2 separate regions of the Mus musculus genome follow, and region 2 is linked to region 1. Evidence: chromatin loops called from intact Hi-C (ENCODE). Cell type or tissue: left cerebral cortex. All regions are shown on one strand. Each heading gives the region's core, and the rest is flanking DNA. Links, peaks and the distances in the headings are about the cores only.

The links. Peaks named below come from ENCODE experiments on the same cell type or tissue, not always from the same donor. Only the 100,000 strongest peaks of a DNase experiment are listed, where the experiment ranks them.
Region 2: it touches region 1 in a loop (3-fold over the local background); 1 of 42 quality-filtered maps calls a loop at or near these places.

The regions. Positions count from the first base shown.
Region 1 is chr11:36,670,270-36,678,938 of GRCm38, reverse strand. The region is part of intron 2 of Tenm2 (teneurin transmembrane protein 2); the gene reads left to right. Among named protein-coding and RNA genes, the nearest start is that of Gm51889, 23 kb to the left of the region's middle. In left cerebral cortex, for the core only: a CTCF peak has its summit at 3,833; DNase peaks (open chromatin) are centred at 2,184, 2,317, 3,004, 3,816 and 1 more place; H3K4me3 peaks cover 1,794 bases; H3K27ac peaks cover 1,804 bases.
Region 2 is chr11:36,485,195-36,493,863 of GRCm38, reverse strand. All of the region lies in intron 2 of Tenm2 (teneurin transmembrane protein 2), which reads left to right. Among named protein-coding and RNA genes, the nearest start is that of Gm33585, 130 kb to the right of the region's middle. In left cerebral cortex, for the core only: a CTCF peak has its summit at 3,551 (motif pointing right); DNase peaks (open chromatin) are centred at 3,626 and 4,987.

The DNA.
Region 1 (8,669 bases), core at 1,952-5,951:
AGGCAGCCCTGGAAGTGATTTGAATGGGCAAATCATTTCTTTGCCACTTTGTTTTTTTTTTTTTTTTTTAAAAAATGGAGCCTCCTTTTAAAATAGTCGAGGAAGGTAGGAAGATGCAGTGTAAGTCCATGGCAAATAGTGCCTCAAAAACTCTGCCCCAGGACTCCAGAAAGCCACCAGTCATCACATTTGGAGGGAAACCAGGGAGAATTTAGGTGTGTGCGTTACAAAAAGCTTCTTCCCTAAGACCTTTCCTTCAAACACTATGTCTCCCTTTTATTGTGCCTTTCTTTCTAAAAAACTAAGGGAGAAAAATCACCTTTTAAACTTGAGCCAAGAAACACTATTTTTGCAAGTGCTAATATTTTAGGGTGGGTTCCTCTTTTTTTTTTTTTTTTTTAAGACAATTATCAAGACGAAGCATTTGTTTCTTCTTTTGTTTACCCGTGGCAGTTTGTCAGCAGTTATGGTAAGTAGACTTCCATCTGCCAGTAAAACTACATTGCAAATTGCCGTAGAAATTAGCAGCTTTCATTTTTGCCTACATAAATAAATATGCGAAATAAATTGCACACAAATGCATCCTTTAAAAAAAAAATCACAGGTACACACCGCACAGTTAAATGCCAATCAGACAAAACCAGAGACACACTGCGATTATCTCAGTTTTCAAACCTGGAAGATACACGGATGTGTTTCTAAATGAGAGAGGCCGCGGATCATGCTCGCTGAGATAAAAACAGAAGCTGCCAGACACCGCACTGTGGCTTTATTCTCAGAGTCCCCTGCCTGAAACCCCGCTCTATCTTTTCTCCGTGTGTGTATGTGCTCTCTCTCTCTCTCTCTCTCTCTCTCTCTCTCTCTCTCTCTCTCTCTCTCTCTCTCTCTCTCTCTCTCTCCTGTCTCTCCCTCTGCTCTCCCTCTCTCTCCCTCCCTCTCCCTCCATCTCTCCCTCTCCTCGCTGTCTTCCCTTGCTCATTGTTCTCTCTCCCCCTGCCTTTGATGCACATACGTTGTCACATTCCATCGACTCCTCTCTTCTCTGTTCTTACACTCAAGCCTGGCGGTGCTTTCGCCAGGCAGCAAGCAGCAGCGTCTCCTGCGAGTTTTAGTCATGTGTGCAGCTCAGCTTGATCGAGCGTTCCTTTTCTGCCTTTTCACTCTTACAAAAGATTAAAAGGTGGCGTCACATTGCTCCCCTGTTCCTTCCTGCAGGAGGGACTTAAAAGGGACAACAAAAACTAATCACTCTCAATAAGTATTTTTCTTGCTGGCAAAAAAATAAATAATAATAAAGAAAGGAAAGGAAAGAAAAAAGAAAAAAATAAATAGAAAGGAAAGAAGGCAGAGAAGGGGAAAGGCGAGGGGGTGGACTTAGCGGTGGTGTAATTTGAGCCCGTGGTGAGGATTGGAGCGAGCTAGCGATGCTGCACACTGCTAACAAGGGAAGGAAGCCTTCAGCTGAGGCAGGTAAGAGCGCCGAGCCGATCGGAGGGTTTGACCGAGTGGCTTAGTTAAATTTCTGTTTTCACCGGTTTTATAATTGAGAAAGGCATCTGCAGCAGAAGCCGATTTTTCAGTCGGCTTCCTTTTGTTTAACATAGAAAGTACCTGTATTAATTTTGATGAATTAGAGCATGCAGCAAATTCAATTGAAAATAGATTTGTATAGTAAATGCATTTATATGGAATGATTTTTTTCCTCCCTTTTATTTAAGGGGAGAGATGAGAAATATGATTTTGATCAGAATAGCACTTTGCATTACGTTAAATTCTAAACAGCTAAGGGAAGGGGGAAACATAATTCAATTGATACTGTTTTTGAACTCCAGGACTTAAGCCCTGGGAAGACAGATGGTATTTGAAATTTTTTCCTCTTTCTGAACTTCTGATGCGTTATAATAATTTCTCACCGGAGGTATCGGCAAAGGGCAGAGTTTATTTAAGTCTGGCTGCTTGGGTGTGTTTGGCTTGGCTCTTGTGGGTGAGGCGCATCTCGAATCTCCTGAACCTGAGGCAGGTTGACGGTTTCTAAATGGAGACTAAGTGTTGTCCCAAATGAAATATGAACTTAAAACATCAGGTGAGGGCACGCCTTAGAGAGGCATCCAGTAAATAATTAGGAGAACCGAGTTATGACAGTTTGGAGGGGGAGTTAACTCTGGAAGTGCTGTTGGATAAAGCTTTCTGGATTCGAGACCCCCTTAATGGCAGAGGGGGCTAATTAGAGACTCAAGTGGGAACTTTGATTTAAGCCCCCAAATCTAGGATACCTGTAGTGCTCTTCTAGAGGTAGCTTTAGGTGGACATTCCTTTTGTGCGCTATGAATGGGAACTCTGGATTGTATCTGGTGGCATTTCTCCTTTGACAAGCTCGGGGATGACGCTTTAAAGGGCTCGTATCTATTTTCACGGTGAACAAACAGAGACTATGCTCTATCCTTGAATCATCTCTCAGCACAGGGTGTTTGTGGCCGCAGATGTTGTTTTTAAAGTTTGGGCTATTTGCTGTTAATCTCACTTTTGGTGGATTTTGTTTTCATTGCCTCTGCTGTTAAAAAAAAAAAAAAAATGAAATTGTGACCGGCATGAATGAACTGATATTTGAGAATGGAGAAATATAATACAAATAAGCCAACTTTTGAAATTAAGCGTGACCAGAAATCTGAGTCCTATCCAGGTTTTTGACAAGCGTTACCCGACGTATTTAAGTTGGTTTTTAAATTACCTTGGTGGGCATAGGGGAAGTTCCTTACAAGTGTGCTGTTTGATTAAAGAGAATGCTTCCTGGGAAGGGAATATGGAAAGGTGATGGCCGTGCCTCTAGGCTTGGCCCTAGGAAAAACTGCCCTTCTATGGCTCTGTGGAGTTCAGTGAGCACAGAAAGATAGTATTTCACACATTTGTGTCGTGATAGAATGTTTTCTTGCTTAGTTTCCAAACTGGACTGGCTGTTTAACACCTCTATCTGGAGTATCTTGTGTTGCCAGACCCACCTAATGGCATCTTGTACATGCAGCTCATGGATTCAGCCTTGAGAGGGCATGGGGACAGGCTCGGTACTGGGCAAGGAGGAACAAGTGGAAAGTGGCTCTGGTCAGACAACGTCTGGACAACATCCAGAGTTTATCCCGGGTAGGAGTTTCCTGGGAAGGTCCCGGTACAGGTGCAGGCAAACGGAATTATTTTCTGTGGATTGAAGAGAGAGAGAGAGAGATGGGATCCAGGAAAAGCCATACAGCCATGGGATGCTGGGTAGATGTGTTGGTAGACACTGGCAAATTTAAAAAATAGCCTCACAGGTAGTTTTCCTCCTCTTCAACTTAAGAAACTTGACAGAATCATAAAGTGGCTTTCTTCAGAATTCTTTCTCTGTGCTGCCTTCTTGAATGAACTCTTTTCTGATTCTTGGTACACCTAAACATTGACGGCTTTTTTTTTTTCTTTCTTTTTCTTCTTCTCCCTCCACCGCTCCCCCCGGCAATTTTTTTCTAATGATAAGGATTATGCTTTAAAAGAGTGGTACGGGTTCAGAAAATATGCCCAGGTACCGTAACTTTATCACATATATTTTCTTCCTCTGTATATGAAAATGACTTCCTCAAGGTGAGGCAGTCATAAGTTTTAAATTATACCTTGTCCACTTACCACCACATGAGCCTCTGTCTCTCTCCTAGAAGGACACAGGACTAAAGTGCATGCAGAGAGTTGCCCTGTAACCCGGTGGCATCTCGGCTGGCTGGTGGCACTCTTTAGGGTAGATGGCAATCAGTGGTATCCCTACTCAAACTATCTGATTCATATAAATAGCATTTTTCTGACTTTTCCAGTAGATGTTGCTGGAGAGCAAAGAAAAGATTATTTCCACCCCCCACAGGAAAGAGAAGAAAAACTAGACTTACAAGAGGCAAAGAATCAGAGCCCTCTCTCCAAACTAATTTGCTAATTAATGAATTACATTGTATCATTACCTTTTATGTCTTTCTATAGAAAGCTATTCAAACTTGATTTAGATTTGTAAATGACAATTTGTCCTCCTTGGGCCCTATATATGATGTCTGTTTGCTGTTTTCCATTTTTGTTTTTGTTTTGTTTTGTTTTGTTTTAAATCAAGTTAGCTGCACATTGCTATTCAGAACATCCCATCCCTGAATGCAAAAACCCTTTAACATGCAAATATGATGTCAGAGGAAGAGCTGAAATAGAGTACCCGGAGAAGAGTAATGATCAAACGCATTATAAAAATATGCACCAGTTGCCAACAAGTAATGAAATATTAAGAAATTAAAAGCATGCAACCTCTAAAGTAATAGAATTTCATTGCTCTGAGACTGTTTTCCCACTGAATATTAAGTTCTTAATAGATGTACCAGTTAAAAAAACAAAACAAAAAACAAAAATCGAAAACCTACATGGTTTGTCAGTGAAGTTCTTTCATTATATGATGTTGAAAAATTAGCCCAATAGGATTTTCCTCAGAATGGGAAATGTAATTAACATTGGATATTAAGTGCCAGACTGACAAAGCAAAAGCCACACGGCTTGATGGGGGAAATAGAAACGCAAAAGCAAACAGGAGCAAGCGCTTAGAAGCTGAGGGGATCCACGCTGGAACTACTCTGCTGATAATCATTCTGATAAAATGACAAAGACATCCCAGGGGAACCCAGGATTCTAGTACCCAGACAGGAACTGATGCAATTTCAAGCAACCAATGACCTCTGTCTATGGGAATATTTGTTTTTAGATATGATCAATTAACCAATTTCAGTGGAGAAGGGGCATGTATTTTTTTTCCCCTCACAGAAGGGGATTGTTGGGCATCACAAAACCACTTTCGCACAGAAACAGAGTCCGACCTACGTCGGATAGCTTTTGGATCCTGTTACCTTAGGCAGACATGGCTCTGTGCTGGTGGATTTTCCTGATGCATTGAAGTATTTCTTCTGCACTTTTCACTCCTGAGGTGTGAAATGCTCCAGAGGCTGTTTTAATATAACAACCCCCATTTCTTCCTTCCTTCCTTTCTTTCTTTCTTTCTTTCTTTCTTTCTTTCTTTCTTTCTTTCTTTCTTTCTTTCTTTCTTTTCTGGGAAGGAAAGAGTTTATATTTAAAAGGCCTGAGTGTCAAGTACATCTATTTTGCAATTAGCACTAGAAGTCCACTGAGGTAAGGACAGCCCAGCTTTGTTCTTCGTTGATTTACGTACATATTTTGTTTGATGTGTAGTGGTTGGCTTGTTTTCTTCCTTTCTTAAAAAAAAAAAAAGTATAGCCTACATTTGCTGTATGATTGTATTTTCTGGGATTGTTTTACCTGTTGTTTGCACCTCTCTTCTTTCCTCATACCGTCTATAAAGTACTTCCTATATCAAAAGCACTACGAGTAAAATGCTCCCAAGCTTACCCAACAAAGAGAAACGTCTGCCCATCACTGACATCTTTATAGAAGTGGAAGCCACAGGGTGGACCTGGAAAGCACTGGTGAATACACCAAATGAGCCTCCCTCTGTCCCTCAGCAGAGCAGGCAAGAATAGGCTGGTGTGGATTGAGGGCATAGGAGAAATAGGAAATAGGAAAGAAGATGAAAACATGAAATATTGTGGGACAGCACCATCAGATGGAGCATGTAGGAAACATAGACCCCAAGCAATGAGGGATGCTACTGCCAGTAATGGGCTTTGAAGGACCAGACAAATTTGGGGTGCCCACGGGAAAGATGTCAGGCAGTTTGCAGACTAGTTGAAACTTGGTATGAGAGTAAGAAAAGAGTAGAATCATGACAGTAAAGTTTTCCCCAGGATTCTCTGAAACATCTGTCTAGATGACCTCTCTTCTCCAGCTACACTGCAACCTTCTGAAGCTATCAATGCTGCGACCGTATTAACTCACTTTTAAAGATATGTTGCTAGGACAAGAGGAGTGCATGCCTGGCCCCAAAGCTGGAGGCCAGTGCACCTTGCATTAGCTCAGTCACTGGTTGTAAAGTTGAGAACTAGAACTGAGAAGAGTGAATGTGGATGCTATTGTAATTATTGCGACTTCTTGTGTGTGCTGGAGATGTCTTGGACTCATTAAGACAGATTTGGTATGGGTATGTTTATTTCATACCTTTGTAAGAAAAACCTTCACCGTTGGTTAAAGACGAGGCACGTGGTTTAGAAGACGTGGTGTTCTCTCTTTGCTATTGCTATTTGGACGCAATACACGTCGGGTTTATCTCCAGTTTCCTGACATTGATTATGATGGATTTGTGTGATCTTTGAGAGTTTTCATCTTGCTGAAAAGGTATATACTTTATTTATTGAAGTTAATTGCCTCCCCAAATTGCCTGTGTTGTCAATTACTGTCTATAAACTAGTGATACCTCACCTTGAACTCTTTGCTGCCTAGTACATTTGACTGACAACCACAGTGATAGACATTAGTCCGACTACATAATATAAATACATGCGTAAACCTTTAAGGTGTTTCTTTGCAATTCGGTGGACTTCACAATGAGAGGGAGCAGAAACAATCATTAGCACAATTAAATAAGAGGAGTGGTGCATAGTTGCCTCAGAAATGCTGCTTTTATGATCCTGTTTAAGTAGACAGGGTCGCCACTGTCGCCTCAGAACCAAGCTGCAGATGGGTGACTTTTGGTGTCCTCTGGCCACTTTAATTTAATTTGTCCCATTTACTTTTCTAAGCTTTTCATCTTCCCACCATTTTAATACCATCAGAGATGGGGGGCTGCCCATGACATTCACACTTGACATTATCAAACACAAAAGCATCACTCATACACTTGAGCGCATTACAATGCAAGGGAAAAAATATATCCCAAAGCCTCGGAAATTATCGCCTCATACCTTCAGTGTAGGTGGGGTTTTTTTTTTTTTCTACTTGTTTTCTCCTGGATGTGACTGTTTGGCTTCTGTGTGTTTGTATAGGATTCTAAATTATCTAGAAAAAAAAATCCGCAATCAAAACCAAACCAAAACAAAATAAAATCCAACAAAACAAATCCATACTACAACATAAACAGCCTTGTACTGAATGTATATGCCTTAATGCAGTCCTATTGCTATTGTTTCACTGTTAAGGGCTCATTACATTTTGATGCTTTCCCAAAGTTGGTCTTTGGATTTGAGGAGAGGTGCACTTTCTCTGTCAACTTCAGTCTGACAGTTTCGGCCAAAGCTTGTTCTGCTTCCAAGTCTATCCTTGTGTTTCTCTATTACTGCTGAGTGAGTCAGAGATCTATTGACATCCACTGTAGACCTACCTCTGTGCTTGTGTGTGTGTGTGTGTGTGTGTGCTCGCTCCCATGTGGTGGTGGTGGTTTGGAGGGCAGGCTGCAAGTTGGGGGAAATATTCAAATACGAATTTATCTCTAGGCCCTTTTGCTTATTATTTTGAACCTTCTATTCAAAGATAAGTCCCCCACCTCCACACCCCCAACGTCCCATGTAAGACAATCCTTGTGAACAGAACAAATATCATTATCAGACTGTGGTGAATCGCTTTGGCAGTGTTACATCATGCATCGGGATCCCGGGTGCTGTAGAGCTCTGTAAAGCCAGCAGCTACACGGTACCCTGCAGGTTTAATATACTTCTGCAGCCTTGTGCTTCGGAAGGATCTCTGTAATTGGAGACAATCTAGTAAGGAGAACTTTTTAAGCCATCGGAGGCTGAAATACAAGTTTTTGAGAAATGGGAGTTCGCTAGCTTGAAACTGAATGGATTACAAATTCCTCTTAACTGGACAGAATCCTAATTGCCTGTACAGTACAGTCCTGATTATCCGGAGTTTGATTTTCCAGTACACGGATTATTCAGATTTCTTCTCTGACTCTGTCTTCTCCCTAACTACCTGACGTGAAACACTTGTCTAATCATTAGCGCCTCTGCTAATGATATGGAAGGGAGAAGTCCAAGCCAGTGAACAGCATTCAAAGATGGAAGGTTGTTAAAAAAAAAATCTACTTTTTGAAATTCTCCACTACAATCGTCTGATAAATTTCAGTGTTGGGGGGGAGGAATATCACTTTCTAACTACAAATGATAGCTTACTTTATCTTCTTGTGTGCCACCCACTCTTCGGCCCTTTAAAGGAACAAAACACTCAGATGAAATGAAACAAATCAAACAATCTTAACAGAGTCAAATTTCTAGGTGTGTGTGTGTGTTTTCTCATATAACTTCCCTCCCCTCCCAGAAGGATAACTACCCATTTTAATGAACCAGTTGGGGTTGGGATGTGCGAATCTTTTAAAAGGCCACATGGGTCAAGCAAGGGTACCTTTTGAATGAGATCAGAATTTTGATTAGCGTACCTTTCTCATGCTAAATCTAAAAGTAGGTTATTGGTGCTGATGGCCCAGTTATTCCCCAACACTTCTTCATTGGCATCACTGGCTAGGTGTCAGTCATTTCTCCATGACTCTTTTTTCAGGGTAACCTACTGAAAGTCTCCCCACTCCTGGTGGCCTCTGGGCTTCTTGGGCATGGATTTGGCTAAATCAGTGAAAAGGTAGAGAGGGTAGCTGGGTTATAGACCAGGCGTGGGTGTTATCAACCACCTTGCCACACATCTGAAGGATAGAGCAAGGATTGTCTCTAGGGAAGATTATAATGAGATCAGCAATCAATTTTATCTCACTCTCTCCTTCTGTACGATGG
Region 2 (8,669 bases), core at 1,527-5,526, 180 kb after region 1:
AATATTAACATGTAAGGAAATAGAGTGATTTTGCAATATCCTATAATAAATTGCCAGGGTCACAACCTCGGCACTTTGGAGGCTATTATTAAGTCAAATGAAGGCTGCTTAAATCCAATCACAACAGAATCATAGCAATTCATTTAATAACGGTCAGGTAGCATATACAAAGAGGATACACTGGACAAAGCAGTAATTCATGCCACAGGCAGGATATTGCAGAGCTATGTAATTTTATGACTCTATTCAAAAACATCATTTATGACCTATTTATTTCTAGACACTTACAGTTAATGATCTTTAAACATAATTTGCTATAGGTCACTAAAATTATGGAAAATATAACCATGAATATATGTTTGCATTTCATATATATATGTATATATATATTCGTGTATTTTATATATACATCTTATTTTATATTATATATCATATATATTATTCATTATATATATTATTCTTACATTCTTATATATTGTCTTCTTGTATATAAAATATGATGGTCCATTCCGTATACATAGAAGATTTTACGTTACAAGATCATAAGTGTATGCTTGAAACTGCAGATAGTACTAAGCCCTAGGGATATTTCATCCCACTTCCTTTTTGCTTATATTAAAAATATTTTAACATGGAGCTACAGTTGATGGCAAAGCCAATCACATATTCCCATTAATATATAGAAAACTCCCACAAATAAGTTCCCAAAGAATTAAAAATGTGTTCCATATAACTTAACTGTATTGTATAACTAATATATATTATATATAATTATATTCTTTATAACCATATATATTCCATTGATTTTCTTACTTTGTTTTTGTTTGTCTTGCTGTATTGGGTATATTTGTAACAGAGTAAATTCTATTAGAGGTGTACCCCCTCTCCAGCTCGCTAGCCCTTCCATCACATTCATGCACATATACTTCAGTTGTCTATAGGATCTAGAAGTTTGCCACAGTATCCTCTCATTTGAGGAGAAAAATCATCTGTAGATCTGGTCATTGGCTAATATCTAGAGACCCTCCCATGGGTCTCTAGAACATAAAAGGCAGATTCTCTCACTTCATTTACGTTTGTTTAAATAGAATGAGTATGAGGAGCTAGCATGCAGATCAAAAACCACCTCGGAACCATCCCAACAGTCTTTTCAGACCCCATGCTTGAGTTGCATTAGCCTCTGGGGGTAAATATGTCTCCAGAAGCTAGAGAGGACAGATGCCCTCATCTCTCGCCAGTGTCTCTGTCTGCTTGGACACACAGAGTGTTCTCTCAAGAGTCTCAGCAAGAAACCTTAAGACTAGCATCAGTCCAGTGAGCAGCTCGGAGCACATTGTCAAGGCTACTTAGACAAGCCCCATATGACTTGTGGAGGCACACTCCCTCCTCCCACTCCCTATGCCAGCTGTCCCCAGCCAAGGCCATATGCCAGACATACACGTTCACTGCCCGGCAACATGTGACCACTGGTTCAAGTGCATGGATGGCCTGTGAATTGCCATCACACAGATATCCGTATAAACCCACGACACATCTCTGGGTTTTCCAGAGTTGCTGTGGTGCCCACTTTCCTCCCTGCCTTTGCTTTTCATCTTAAAGAGCTTATAGTGCATTAAAGTGCAAAATGGTCCTTTGCTGGGACTATTTTCTCATTCTCTATCATCTTCTTTGAACCGTTTAACAGTGTCCTGGTTACCTGTCAGATGGACAAATGCCCTCCTACGTTAACCACACCTAGTCCTCCGGCATTCTCTGTGACAGGGCAAAGCATGTGAGCATGCATGTGGGGGCTGCCTCTCAGACTTCTATTTTATTTTATTTTATTTTATTTTATTTTATTTTATTTTATTTTATTTTTTGAAGTTATTCTGAAGATCTCTTGGGAAGTAGTTGGAGGTTGGATTCATAAAACTTTAAAATGTCAGAGCTGGAAGGCAGTGTAAATTACATGTGGTCTAATTGTCTCATTATAATGATGAAGAAATTGAGTCCCAGGGAGGGTGAGGTTTGCCCCAGTTTACCCCGACAGAGACTGCACTGCGCAGTGTCTGTCTGTCCTTCATATTGCCCTGGGACCCCCAAGATATGGAAAGTTGCCCCGTGGGTTGGTTGTCCAATGCTTTTGTCCTATAGATACCAACACAGTTTATTCACAGGGATGAGAAGTCAGGGAAAGGACAGAGGGTGGGGTGAGGGGAAGCAGAACTCCTGACTCCCAGGTTGGCTGTTTCCCTGAACTTAACACTTAGTCCTCGAGCATTCCCAGGTACCCTCACTCTAAGGTTTTCTCTTTCCCGATTCCTTTTATTGTGTAGCTCACAGAAGGTTGGTAGTAGTACCTGCTAATCTTAAAGCATTGCAGCATCCCTCTGGCTGCCCTAAACCCTGACTGCATCTCTAAATAGTTCCCTTATTAAACTCTTCCCATATCATCCAGTCCGGGTGTCATCTAGTGTCGTGCTAGCTCCTTAGTTGATAATGTAGACTATAGAAACAAACAAACAACCCCTACCACCGCCTAGCTCTCTGCATCTTCACCAACACCATCAGTCTTCCATACTGAACTTACTGTGGATAGCTTAATACTTGGCATCAGTACTGCCTAGGTATGGTAATCCATGGTCAAGGATAAAAGCCTAAATTCAGAGTCTTGGGTTCAAACTATGGGTGGTTTTTTTTTTCAGCCTTTTGCTAGCTGTTCCTTAACCAGCTAATTGCTTAACTTCTCTGTCTCCATGAAGACACAATATGAATATGTTCAAAGGACTTTGAACACGTCAGTGCGCATTATTAAATGCCCCTAAGCTCCCAGCGTGTACTACCAGCTAAATAAATGTTAGCACAATCACTGTTCACTGTTAGAACTCTTATTCCATAGATGGAAACTTTTATAAGGACTGTGATTCCACATAAATAGAAAAACTTGCAGTTTGTCTCAAACCTTTTACACCGTCATAAAAGTTCACGAGGATAGAGATTAAGTTCCCAGGGATGCTGAAGAAGGGGGTGCGGGTGAGAATTGGGTGTGAGTCACTGGGGTGTGAGGACAGATGGGACAGGAATGTAGACTGCACCATGCCGGACAAGCCGGGATGTGCCTGGGGTCTCTGATGTGCCGGCCAGGGTTGGAATTCATCCCCCTTTCAATAAGATGATGGGTCTGGGAGGAGGCACGGTGTGTGTGATCTGTTGCCCCACGAGACTCCTTGAGAAAAAGCCATGAGCTGGATATTCCCACAAGCTCAGAGACACAACAGCTACTTTACTAAGGTGCTGATGGGCACCCACCTGGAGACAGAAGTTATTCAGTTGTGTCCTTTGTTTTGTTTTGTTTTGTTTTGTTTTGTTTGTTCCTATTTGTCCTTCCACCTGTGTATCTGATGAGTATTCAGACTTGAGAAACTGACCACACTTTATCCATGAGTTTCCTTAAGCTATCCTTATTCTTGTGCTATACTCTCCTTGGAGGAGAGCCTGAAGCTGACCATTCAGATAAAAGCCTCTTTCCCAGTTCTACCTCCCCCTGCTGCATTCCCTCCGCAGTGCTTTTCCCCTTCCTTCCTCTAGGGGGCAGTAAATTCTGACATGGTCCTGACATGGTCCAGTTTCTGCTCTTGTATCCTTAAACAGAAGACTGTGACACTCTTCTAGAAAAAAGGGAAATAAAGCCATCCCATCTTCTGTGGCCCGGGACGGCGACGACTCTCTGTTATTACTTTATGTCAGACAAGAAAAGAATTTAATACACTGTCGGAGGGTGTGGGAACCTCGGCAGAAGGCAATTGTTTTCTATATAGTCTCTGAGTTAGCTCTTGGCACTCACCTAAGTGAGGATGACCCTGGCTTCTTCTGATTATCCTCTCTTTGCTTATTTTCTCTCTTGCTTTTATTAGAATTTCAATTATTGGCCCAGAAGGTAATTACAGGGTAATTAACAGGCTATCCTGCTAGGTAGGTATTAACAGGGTCCCCTGAATGTGAATAAATGTTAATACCCATAGCTATCCCTAAATCTGGCTTCTGGTCGCGTCCACACCTTTATGTGCACGGGCTGACCCAAAATATATCACTGTGACACCGAAGTTCAGGACTATTGATAGCTAAGTAAAGGAGGGCGTTGATTCTCCCATTTCTACACTGCTGAAAGGTCACCCTCTCTCACACTCTCCTCCACTCTCGATATTCTTGGCACTCATTTTATTCCCTCATTGCCCTCCATGGTACTTAAGACCTTCTATCAAGTGATGTAATTAGTTATTGAGAAGCTATCTGTCTTCTTTCAACCACTATACACAAACTCCAACAGAGCAGAAACTTGGTATGTATCCTCTGATTTATCCAGTGCCTGGTGGATGCTCAGCTCACATCCAGTGTTCTGTCAATTGACAAGTGCCTAAAGGAGGTTACACACAAGTACACACACACACACACACACACACACACACACACACACACACACGCGCGCGCACACACAAAGTGTTCTGATCTTCTATTTAGAAAAAATATGGACTTTGATTGAACAAATTTCCTCTGAAAATAATATCCTATGATAATGTTAGTAATATCACTGCAAAAAAAAAAGGAGTTTTTTTGTTTTTTTTTGTTTTTTGTTTTTTGTTTGTTTGTTTGTTTTGTTGTTGTTGTTGTTGTTGTTGTTTTTAAATGGCTAATCTATTACTTTTGGATTATTAACAAATTAGAAAGAGAACGTCTTATTCCCTAATGCTACTCCAGAGCCATGAGTACCTCAGCAGTCCTGTATTAGAAGTTCCTGACTCACAGGGTTCTATCCCAGCACCCCCAGAGGAAACTGGAGGTTCCCACCTAGTTTCTAAGCAGCTCTGGAAGCCTTGCCTTTTCGCCTCCCACAGTAGCTGTATCCAGAAATTCTCACGTATCTGTTAGAACAGGGATGGAAACAGACGTGGTGCCAGGAAGACAACTTCCAACAACAGAAGCACCTGGGAAAGTTTCATCCACTTAGAATCATTTGTCTGCTTTCAGCAGTGAGCTCTGTGTGCCATGAGAAGCGGCTCCAGGCTGGAAAGAGTGAGGCAGAAAGAAACACAGTGTCTGACTCAGGCCTCACTGGAAGAATGTGTTGGTTTTGACTCTCAGATGGCCTTTTTGGAAGGGAATCAAAAGTGACTCTCAGTTGAAGCATGCACACACATAAACACACACACACACACACCTGCACGTGTAGGTGCACACAGCTCAGGATCTCCCTTGAGCGAGTGACATAAGAAGGTGCCAGCTCTTAGGAAGAAAGATCCCCTCCTGCATGGAAGGACCTCAGCTGTCTTTATTGCATGGGTTTCACCTGTGTCACATATTACATACAGCTTCTCTCTCAGACAGAAGGAATTACAGAAAACGTGAAAAGGAAGAGGTAATGTTCGTGCTGGCTAATTATTTTCCCAGAGATCTGAGCACCTCCCTTCCTCTACTCCTGTCCTTCTGCAGTGGTGGTGCCCACGTGAGACACTGTGGGGACCTACATAAGTGCTTGATCCTCTGCAGTTACGGGTAGGCTATGGTGAGGTTAGGGACAAAAAGCTGATTTTGGCTATTCTGCTGGTATTGATCCCTGCTCATCAGTAAGGTTTTGCTGTGCTGGCTCAGATCTGTGCTTAGGCAAAGGAGTCCACACGTTTCCTGCCACCGCTTACTCAATCTATTACCGAGTCACATCAGCATTCAGGATGCTCTCCCCCTTTCTTTGACCCAGTTTTTAAAACATCCAACTAAAAATGCTTCATTAAGTTTATATAGAGGTTGCAAGGCAATCAGAATTTGTCCTATGGCTGTTACCAGAAGGATTACTATAAGACCTCTATCCCTTCCCTTCCAAAAGTCCCTGTCTTTTGAACCAAAAAGGAAAACAAATGAAAAAAAATTGCTGATGTACAGGAATACCTTACTGAAATTACAATTGAGTTTCCAGATTTTGGGGGGAGGAGGATATTGTTGCTATTGCTCTTACTGTTATTATTACTATTGTTGTTGTTGTTGTTGTTGTTGTCTTAACTCTTCCCATTCTCCCTACTTAGACAGCATATAAATTCCACATTTAACTTTGTCTTTGACCTCCTTACTGAGCAATCCCCCAAACCAGGACTGCGGCCCTAACTTAGGCACACACCAGCCACTGTTGGCACTCACAGTCACAGACTCTGTTCTAGCTCCTTCACAGCTGGCAACCTCTGTACGACCAAGTGTTTGCAACAGCATGCAGCCACATCCAGAAATTGTTTCAAAGGATCTTGGATGGAAATGGAGAGATGGTTTAGTCAGTAATGTGCTTGCTACACAAGCATTCGAACCTAAGTTCAGCTTCCCAGCACCCATGTAAAGGCCTGGCATGGTGGTGTGTGCCTGTGCTCTTAGTAAGACAGAATCAGGAGATTCCCTGCAGCTTGCTGGCCAGGTACTCTCGCCAAATTACTGAGCTCCAGCTCCACTGAGAGATCATACCTCAAAACAAAAACAGTGAAAAATTATAGGGTAATATGCAGTACACACACACACACACACACATACACGCACATATACATGTAAACACACATAAAAACTTACATTTCACATACCAGCAATATAAAAATCTCTCTCTGTCTCTGCCTTTGTCTGTGTGTGTGTGTGTGTGTGTGTGTGTGCTATGTGTTTATGGGTACCTAAAGTGGTGAGATTCCCTCACTTTAGTTAATAAGTTAGTGTTATAGGAGATTGTGAGCTGCTGGACACGGGTACTAGGAATTGAACTCTGCTTCTCTAGAAGATCAAGTGGTCTTAATTGCTGAGCTATCTCTCCAGCCCCAGACAAAGATTTTTTGTTGTTGTTATTTTCTTTATTTACATTTCAAATGTTTTCCCCTTTCCAGGTCTCCCCTTCAGAAACCCCTATCCCATCCCCCTCCCCCTGTCTCTATGCCGTGAGCCCCTCCATGTGTACTCTTTGGTTGGTGGTCCAGTTCCTGGGAGTTCCAGAGGGTCTGGTCTGTTTACACTGTTGCTCCCTCCATGGAGCTGCAAACACCTTCATCTCCTTCAGTCCCTTCTCCAACTCCTCCATCAGGGAACCCCCGCACTGAGTCCAATGGTTGCCTGTGAGCATCCACCTCTGTATTTGTCAGGCTCTGTCAGAGCCTCTCAGGAGACAGTCATATCAGGCTTCCATCAGCAAACACGTCCCGGCATCCACAGTATCGTCAGGGTTTGGTGATTGTATATGGGATGGAGTTTTAAAAATGTTCTTCTTAGAGTATATTGGCTCAGGTTTCATCTTCCCCTAGTTTCTTTTTCTATTTTACCTTAGGGGAATGTTGAAAAGCATAGATTTTCCCAGCATTCTTTTCTCAGCTCATGAGTCAAAGGTCATTTAGTTCGGTGCCTTAGAACCCTTTCGCTGAGAATTTGGAGTCACAGCACCAAGCTCCCAGGCAATCAGCAAATGCCAACCGTCCTCTAGCAGAGCAGCCAGTGAGACTCGGAAGCACTAGGTACGGAATGGAGACTATACGACGATAACAGCGTTTCTAGTGGAGCGAGAGACAGGAAAGAGAAGGAGGCGTCACACAAGCATGTTGCCTCCAACCGCCTGGTACCGAGAATAGCCAGAGCACCTGCCCACTTTAGGCATGTTTGTTAACTTCATTACCACCCAGGCCCTGGGTAAATGATAACTGGCTGTGAATACTTCTAAATTTTCATGAATCTGTTTTCATACCTAGAATTTTTTTCCCATGGAGGCTGAACTTTTCCTCACTTTAAATTGTCTGTTTACTTTAATTAAGCCTTCCCCTGGCTCTTCAACTTGTTGAGCCTGCTAAGCGCTAATTTACAAAGGGATTTTCTCTCTCTCTCTCTCTCTCTCTCTCTTTCTCTCTCTCTCTCTTTCTCTCTCTCTCTCTCTGCCTCTCTCCTTCCTTCCTTCCTTCCTTCCTTCCTTCCTTCCTTCCTTCCTTTCTTTCTTTCTTTCTTTCTTTCTTTCTTTCTTTCTTTCTTTCTTCTTTCTCTCTTTCTTTCTTTCTTTCTTTCTTTCTTCTTTCTCTCTTTCTTTCTTCCTTCTTTCTTCCTTCTTTCTTTCTTTCTTTCTTTCTTTCTTCTTTCTCTCTTTCTTTCTTTCTTTCTTTCTTTCTTTCTTTCTTTCTTTCTTTCTTTCTTTCTCTCTCTTCCTCTGTCTTTCGGCTCTTCTCTCCCTCTCTCCCTTTCCCCTATCCCTCTCCCCTCCTTTCTTTAGCTTAGCTCTCTCATCTTTGCCTGCTGTAGCAGCCAGAGAGGAACTGATAAGCCACATCTTGCTAATCCCTGCTTTCTTCCTGGGAAGGTGTCTCAGTTGATACAAGTCAGGATTTCTGAGCGACTTCTCCTACTGGTCTAGATTACCTCTATTTTGGCTTCTTAGCATAGACATCTTTAGATAAGGTAAGGCAGCCAGGAATAGGCTAGAAAATTCTTAATATTCCACCTGTGGCCAAAAGAAAAGGAAAGACACAGTCGGGAGTCAGCTTGAGAGAAAGCTAAGCCCATCTTCCATGCGTGTACCCCAGTTTCAAGCTGCACAGCTCTGTCTGTGGAGTGTCTCAATCCACATTGTACTTCTCCTGAGAAATTTCCGGAGACCCCCCACTTCCCCATGCCACCCACAGTTAACTAAGGTTCCTCTTCCC